2 separate regions of the Mus musculus genome follow, and region 1 is linked to region 2. A link is a loop called in an ENCODE intact Hi-C map of the cell type or tissue named here. Cell type or tissue: left cerebral cortex. All regions are shown on one strand. Region 1 has its middle 120 kb from the start of Phactr1. Region 2 holds the start of Gm40925 (a long non-coding RNA gene).

Evidence for each region. Peaks named below come from ENCODE experiments on the same cell type or tissue, not always from the same donor. Only the 100,000 strongest peaks of a DNase experiment are listed, where the experiment ranks them.
Region 1: a loop joins it to region 2, with 2.5 times the contacts of the local background. A loop is called at or near these places in 1 of 42 quality-filtered maps.

The regions. Positions count from the first base shown.
Region 1 is chr13:42,562,971-42,566,970 of GRCm38, reverse strand. It overlaps the pseudogene Gm47125. Among named protein-coding and RNA genes, the nearest start is that of Phactr1, 120 kb to the left of the region's middle. In left cerebral cortex, no CTCF peak of the experiment used is centred here; no DNase peak of the experiment used is centred here.
Region 2 is chr13:41,675,773-41,679,772 of GRCm38, reverse strand. Gm40925 (a long non-coding RNA gene) reads right to left here and starts at 2,677. Exons shown (of 6, transcript XR_873295.1): 1 at 2,504-2,677; 2 at 2,192-2,227; 3 at 1,277-1,294; 4 at 796-860. In left cerebral cortex, no CTCF peak of the experiment used is centred here; a DNase peak (open chromatin) is centred at 2,379.

The DNA.
Region 1 (4,000 bases), 890 kb before region 2:
AAACAAATGTGTCCTATTAAAAGAGGATGCAGGGAAAGACCACATAAACGTCTGAAAACATAAATGATTGAACAGAAACTTCCTAGGTGTCAATGCCAAGGGCAAGAGCAGAGGCAGAGGTCTCAAGACACTTGGTCCGATGAGCTCTGAACTTCTTGCCCCATGACTCACCCATTTTATTGTTTTTTTTTAACTGAGTTTTCTGGGCTTTTGCTGGTAATTTTAGGAGGTCATAGGGCTAATCACCACACCCGACCATGTTCCTCTACAAACCTACTACAAAGAGAGCTTTCATATGGGGTTTGAGGATAGTTTTGGTCCACAGCATCTCTGTGAATGAAATGCTGAACCTCAAGGCATAGATTTAGAAACCTGATAAAAATCCAGTCACTAAATACCGTCCTACAATGGAATCTAAAATTTTGACAGTATGTTTCAGGTTTATCATGAGAGAAAACTGAACAGGAAATCTTTCCCGACTGTCATCTATTCCACTGCCCTGGAGAAAACATCCTAACGATAATCTAACATTAAATTGATATTGGTGATTACCAGCTAGAGTCACTTACTGGGTTTCACTTGGTCCATTACATTTAAGGACACATATGCTGTCATGCTTGCCCTTTAAGATTTGAGGCCTTGGGGGACATTGCTTGAAAATCTCCAAAAGGGTGGTCCTTGTTTGCCTGGGTAGCAGTGGATGTACTGGGTAGCAGGAAAGAAAGCAAGATGCTCTACTAGTATCCTTGCCACAGCAGCATCCTCATGTTCAACATCACTCCGAGGATGGATCTCATTCAAAGAGAGGGTACACACAGGGTCTGGTCAATTAGGTCTAACCTAGAAGCTACAACGACTTGGTCTGTTTTAGAGCAGAGTGGGCCACTGGACTGGCTGGGCACGTGAACAGTCCCGCTGTCCCCCGTGGGACTCCAGCATCCTTGAGCTCTGGGGCACCACAGGTCTAGTCATTGTGCACTGTAGAGAAATCAAAGAATTCCAGAGCAAGGCCCTGGAATGCCTGGCTGCCTCCCAGGTCTCTTATGAAGAAATAAATCCCATTGTTGCCCCTACCCCCCTTTCCGTGCATGGAGTCAGAGTCGGCGGCGCGGAGTCGCTTACTGTACCAGCATTTCTCTCCCTCCGAGGAGGTGGCTCAGCCACTCCAGGAAGCACGACATCTAATAATATAAACTCAGAGTGCTCCCCACATTTATCTTCTCCACAGACCCGCCTGTCCTGTCAGGGGCCCGGTGCTTCGTGACTGTCCCCATGTTCCACAAGGCTGTGTGGTCACCCTTCCAGATGCTTTTTGAACCCATCCCAAGCTTGTGTCAGAAACGCGGGGTGATGGATTCCCTGGACCATCCTGAGCCACGGTTTAGAATATACCTCACATTTACGCCACATGGGCTGGGTAAACAACACAGCGTGTACTCGCCTTCATAAACAGGCTGCCTTGTTACAAAGGCCATCGCAAATGCAGTGTGATAGGACTTGACCTTAAAAGCTATAGACAATCTAGCTCAGCACAGACGGTTTCGCGGAGTACAATCACTTCCTGGAATTCTTGGGCCAGCGAAGTCGGAGCCGAGCAAATCCTGTTTTCCTTGCATTGTTTCCTGCATGTGAATATCATCAGTCTAGCAGGTCTGTAACCATGGCACTTGTAAATAACTGAGGGGTGACTTCTGATAAAGGCATGCCCTGGAAGAAGGTTTTTTTTTTTTTTTTCCTTTTTCTTTTTCTTAGACAAGCCCACATCAAACCCTACAACTGTCCTGTGTCAACAACGAAACTGACAAATTGCAGCTTCAAAACCACATACAGATACAGATATGATATCACACATAGACACACAGCCACACAGACAGATACACAGCCACACACACAGAGAGACAGAGAGACGTAGAGACGGAGAGACGGAGAGACGGAGGGACGGAGGGAGGGAGGGAGGGAGGGAGGGAGGGAGGGAGGGAGGGAGAGAGGGAGGGAGGGAGAGAGGGAGAGAGGGAGAGAGGGAGAGGGAGAGGGAGAGGGAGAGGGAGAGGGAGGAGAGCAAGCAACATGAATTCCTATAGAACTGAGGGTGAGGAACATTGTTTTCCAGTAACTGAAATGCAGAATTCCTCAATCCATCCAGAGCAGCAAATAGATCTACTCAACCGGAAAGGCCAGGAAACTGGACACAAGACTTTTCATTTTTGACCTCCCCTAAGCTGAGGTATCCTTAGTGTTCATCCTCGGAATATCCAACTTGAGAGTTTAAGTTTCAGGACAGGGCTGCCAAGGTGTCTCAGTCTATAAAGTACCTGCCACAAGCATTGGAGCTTCTACTGTAGATATGTATGTAAAGAGCCAGGTAGGTGCTTCTGTAATCTCAGCACTGGGGGTGGGGGGTTGGGTACAGGAGGCTAGAGGATCCCTGAAGATGGTTGGCTGGCTTCAGATTCAATGAGAGACCCTGTCTCAAAAATATTAGAGGCTGGGTGTTACCTTCCAAAGAGACTCACTACTCATCTTTGACCCAATACACACTCTGACACACTCTCAAGCATGTGAGTGAACACACACCACACACTTTCACATGTAAACACACACGTCTACATGTCCACCCACTTGCACACACGCAAACAACCTCTCTCTCTCTCACACACACACATACACACACACAAAATCTAAAAAGAAAAGATTTTAAAGCCAACTGTTAATCATCAGGGATTTGAACTGACTTTTGGAAAATTCTGCTCCAATCTTTGGAACATGTGTCAGGTTTGCACTTTTGCTCTGAGATGATATAAAGAATGAGATGGGTCACGATAGGTCACTATGAAAATTTCCACAAACAATCCAGAGCCACCATTTTCCAGATTTGCTCTAAATACCTCCACACAGAAAATTTACACCTGGCAAATCCTTCTTGGCTCTTCAGCTCTGTGTGCGACTGAGCTATCAGTTGCATTAATGCCCCAGGTTAAACATTTTTGGCAGACTTGAAACATGGTAGATATTGGGCAAAGAGTCAACTAAAGTGTTTTGAGCTGAGAAAGACGCCTTAGGGAGAGCAATAAAGAGAAAAAAAGAACTTGTAAAGACAGCCAACTGTGTGTGAGTTTGGTAAGATCCAGAAAACTTTGCAGCAGCTTAAAATCGTTTCTACTTCAAGTTTTAGTGAAAATCAGTAATATCTGTCCATTATTCACACTTGAGCGTCAAGGGTCAGTTCCTTGTCTTTGGTGGTGGAATGAAAACGTCTGTTGAGCTAGTTCATGATACATGATGGATGCTGAGTGACTTGGAACCACAGTGAACCAAATAAGAGTCCATTTGACTGTTCATCTTAAGAGTACAGCATCAGTATTTTCAGTGAGTGAGATCTGTTTTCAACCCTTCACTGTGTGACACACTACCTGCCTGCTTTTCAGGTGACCGATGGCTAGCATAGGTCATTTTCTTAAACATAGAACATTTCCGTAAAAGAGTCACAACTCAGAAAACTCTTGTGCTCAACAAGTCAACTTGGGCCTTTAAGTGATCATGGCTTCTGGATAATTTTATTTAGGGTCAAGGATGCAATGGTATGGATGTGGGATGTCAGGCATTAAGGTTCTGGGGAATGTAGAGGAACTGGGAGGAACTAGATAAATACAGAACTCCTGGGTGAAAGAGAAGGTGGGTCGGGAGTAGAAAAGAAATGGCAGGAATGTCTTAAAGTCACATGTTACATCATTTCAACTTGACTTCCCTTCTCCAGGCCTTTGCTCCTTGCTTGACTTGTAATATGGCCACAGCTGTGTTTTAACGTGTGTGTTGAGACTGTCTTACATTATGTGGCACAAGCTGGCCTTGAACTCAGTCTCCCACCTCTAGGATTATAGGTGTGCCACCAGGTCTGGCAATATTTGGTTTCTTTATGGGAGTCAAACAATCCCTAATCTATTTGGAACAGTAAAGTAAAACAGAAGTTCTACACATTTCAGTTAACAGAGAAGAAAAGGGG
Region 2 (4,000 bases):
AAACGGAGGAAAGATGTTCCTATCATCTAAACCTCTTAATATACTAAATTTTGGTGCAGTAGCTCAGGGTAACTAACCATCAATCAACCTGCTGGGTAAAAATTAGGTGACTCTGGCTACCCCCCACCCCCCCACCCCAGGACCTAGTTCCATGTCTAGCCTATGGTATAATCAGCGTTTGAGAAGGTAGAGAATGACTCAGATGTATCGAGCTGTTAAAACTTCTTACGTGACCTCACTCTGATAGAGAGACTCACTAGATAGTCATGGATCTCGCTGGCTTCCAAGATACTGTAAGTGCACAGCACTCAAAAATGATTGATTAGATGATTACAAGTCCCCAAGAGGTAGGAAGGCAGGAGAAAGCACTTTGAATCGTTTGCTTCAGCTCCCAGAACAGCTGTATAAGCAGGTCAATGCTTAATGGTTATTTCTTCTTAGGAAAGTGATTATGACATTCGTTCATGGGCTGCTTCCACCAAGAACATGGTTGGTAGTTCCAGCTCCCTCCGAAACCCCAAGAGTTTTTCTTTTGTCTTCCTCACTCTGGCATTGATCCTATTTAGTTTCTCTCTTCTTACAGAGATCAATGGTACTTGTATCAGTCAGGAGTCTCCAGAGGAGAAGAGCTAATAGATTATATGTAATTATAAGAAGGGATTTATCAGATTGGCTCACAAGATCAGAGGATGGGTACTCCCATGATGGCTACCCCGAGAGGCAGGAGAATCAGTAACTATTTAGCACCTAAGACTAGAAGACCCAGAATAGGAGGGGTCAATTATCAATACTGACCCATTCCAAGGCTGGAAGCCTGGAAGTCTCCTGGAGAGTGGCTGGGGTGAGTCCTCCTGTAAAGGCTGAAGAAGTTGGAGTGTGATCTCCAGGTCTTTGACAGAGCAAAATGCAGTGTACCCACTCAAAAAGACCTGGACATGGCTGGTGCGTGGGTTTCCTTCTAGCTTTTGTTCCATGTTGGCCCCCAACTTATAGGCCCATGGCCTGTACGGTGCCCACACTTAGGGTACTCTTCCTCACTCAGTTTGCCAATCATCCTACCCTTTGTCTCTAGGTGCTCCTTAATGGACAAACCCGGAAGTGTGTTTTTCACCAATTGCCCAAGTGCTTCTCAATCCAGTCAAGTTGACAACCAACATCAGACATCACAGTACGTATTGCTCAACACATAATGAAGCCAAGACTGTGGTACCAGTTTTTGCAAAAAGAAAGAGCTGTATTGTTCATCCATTGATCCAAAGATAGGAGGCTTACTCACCTATGTCTCCAGATAAGCCTGTAGTAAAAAAAAAAAAAAAAAAAAAAAAAATTAAATATACAGGTAAGCTGAAGTCACCTGACCAGCTTCCACCCCGACATTATTTGGGTTCATTCTGAAGTTGCTTGCGGGGCTGCTCGCTTGGAATCTAAGTCTCAAAGCCCTGCTTGCCAGGATCTTTGGAGACATTTGGGTCCCCTGAGTTCTAAAGGTCATTTTAGATTAGTTCCCAGGATTCTCTGTTTGAGTCCTAAACAGCAGTGTGCCTACCATAGCGAACTTCAGTGACACAGAAGTTGCCATCTTATGGCTGATTTCAGTCCCCTTCTTCCACGGCTCAGACCCAAAGGCCTTGGGGTCACACTTATTTTTCCCATATGCTCGAGCCTCTATATCAGTACACCCCCTTTCCAGGTTCCTTCCCACACAATCCTCCTCCATTTCCATCTTTGGGTGTTCAGTACTCCACCAGGGTCATGGTCTTAAGGGACAGAGATCCTCCAGGCCTCTAACCTTCCTAACCCCATTGTTTGGTATAGTCTACCAACAGACTCTCCTCTGTGGAGTGTCAGGAAGCCTTTCCTGGGTCCCTGGGTCCAGAACAAATGAGGTTTATCTTTGCTGTTTTCTGCCTAAAAGTCATGGATGGAAAGTTTGCAGAAGGAGCAAGAGTGAAACGCATAAAAAAATCACATTAGGAATAACTCAGTACTCACCTGTGGACACTGCTGTTGGTTCTTCCAAAGTCAGAAACCCCAGTTGCAGTTTCTAGTATTAACTATGTAGTCAACCAGCCCTTTGTGCCTTCAAGTTCCACATCCTCAAAACCAATTAACCATAGATGAAACATTTATCCCCCAAAACATTGTACCTCTAGGCTCCATAGTGTAGCTTGGTGGTAAAGCCCTTACTTACCTAGATATGCAAGGCACTGAGCTTCATCTCCAGAACCTACAAAAAGAATTTACAATTATAATTGCACATGCACAGACACGTCATCTGTATCACAGTCACAACAATGACGTGCATAACACTCAAATAAGATGAAGAGGTATAAGAAGATATGATTTTAAATGCCATTTAGAGAGGATGTGTGTGCAGGCTCTATACAAATTCTGTGCCATTTTCTGTAAGAGACTTGAGTATCTGTACACTTGGTATCCACAGGGATCTTGGACACATCCCTTGCAGATACTAAGGAACATAGATACACATTATCTGATTCACCTTAGGTAGTTAGTTGGACGGGAGAAATCAGCTTCTAGAACATTCCAGAGTCTGTATGCAAACTGATCAAATGATCTTTTCTGCTGGTTTATTTTAGAAAGAATTGTTTTAAGACAGGCTGGAGTGGGAGGTACCATGTGCAAGCCAGAAGGATATGGGGAGAGAAAAGATTCAACGGCCAAGAACTATAATTCTAACCTTTGCCCTCCACGGTTCAATGGCTTGTGACTGGAAGAAGGAAAGTGACATCTGTGATTTAGTCCATATGAGACGCTCGACCCCACCCCACCCCCCAAGCTTCATGCTTCAGCAGGCTCAGTGTGGGGCTGAGGCCAGTAGAGCCGTGCAGGAAGCACTGGGGTTGGGGACATTGCTAGAAGAAGAAGCAATCCGTATGTTCGTCTCTGATGCTAATTACAACAAGCCTATCCCTCCTTCGGGCTGTTTTGTGGTAAATTTTCTGCTTATGTTAATTTTTACAACAAATTAATCTGTTTGGTTTGGTTAGTCATGGAAGGGTGATTTCCCGAACAACACTGGCACAAATAGAAACACCCTTTCTTACCCTGAGTTTTTCCGTGGACCGCCATACCCAGGCACAGCTCAAAGCCACCTCTGTAGCCAAGGGGCCTATGATGGCAGCGAGAGGGTGAATCCGTCTCTAGACCTAGAATTTCCATGCTTGAAGTGGAAAGGTAATGGAGAATGAACAGAGGACTCGAGGGAAGCCACAATCGACTCCTAGTTAATTGTTGCAAGGTTCAGGGAGAGGCAAGCTTGGCCTGACCCCCAGAACCCTAGAGTCCTAGACTTAGGGCCTTGCTCTGCCCCTGCCTCTGCTCTACCACAATGCTGATTGAATTCCCTGACCTAGGACAACCCTATCTTTGAATCCCAAGACCTAAGATATTGGGAAACCAGCAAAAGCTGTATCTTCAGGGTGGACTGGATCCCACAGAGATAGGGGCAGAACTCTTCAGATTGGAATCTGTTCAACTTCTTTGTCCAGTGTCTCTTGCAATGCCCAGATCTGTGGGTTTAAGGTATTTTATACATAGTTAGCTGTAAATGCTAACACGTGGTAGCATTTTTCTAATGACTCATTTTCACTAGTTATGCCACAAAATACATGTCAAAGGCAATTGGATCTTGATAAATTGACTATTTAGAGGAAAAACATTCATAGTTTGTAACACTTGCAATTTTTTTTTCTGGCACCAATAGTCCCATGACCATGTGGAACCTATGACCCTGATGCCACTAAGATTGGGAAAGACAGGGACACACACAATTGGCTTTCATGGCATTGGTTGCACACGCCACTGGTGAGGTACTAGCTGAACAATGTTAAGATCAGTTGAAGCCTGCCTGAATTTTTTGTTTTTGTTTTTGTTTTGTTTTGTTTTGTTTTGTTTTCTGTTCTTTTTTTTTCTCCATTTGTGGTCAAGGTACTGGTCATACCCAGAACATCATTTGAAGTTGAACTTTCACTGGAAT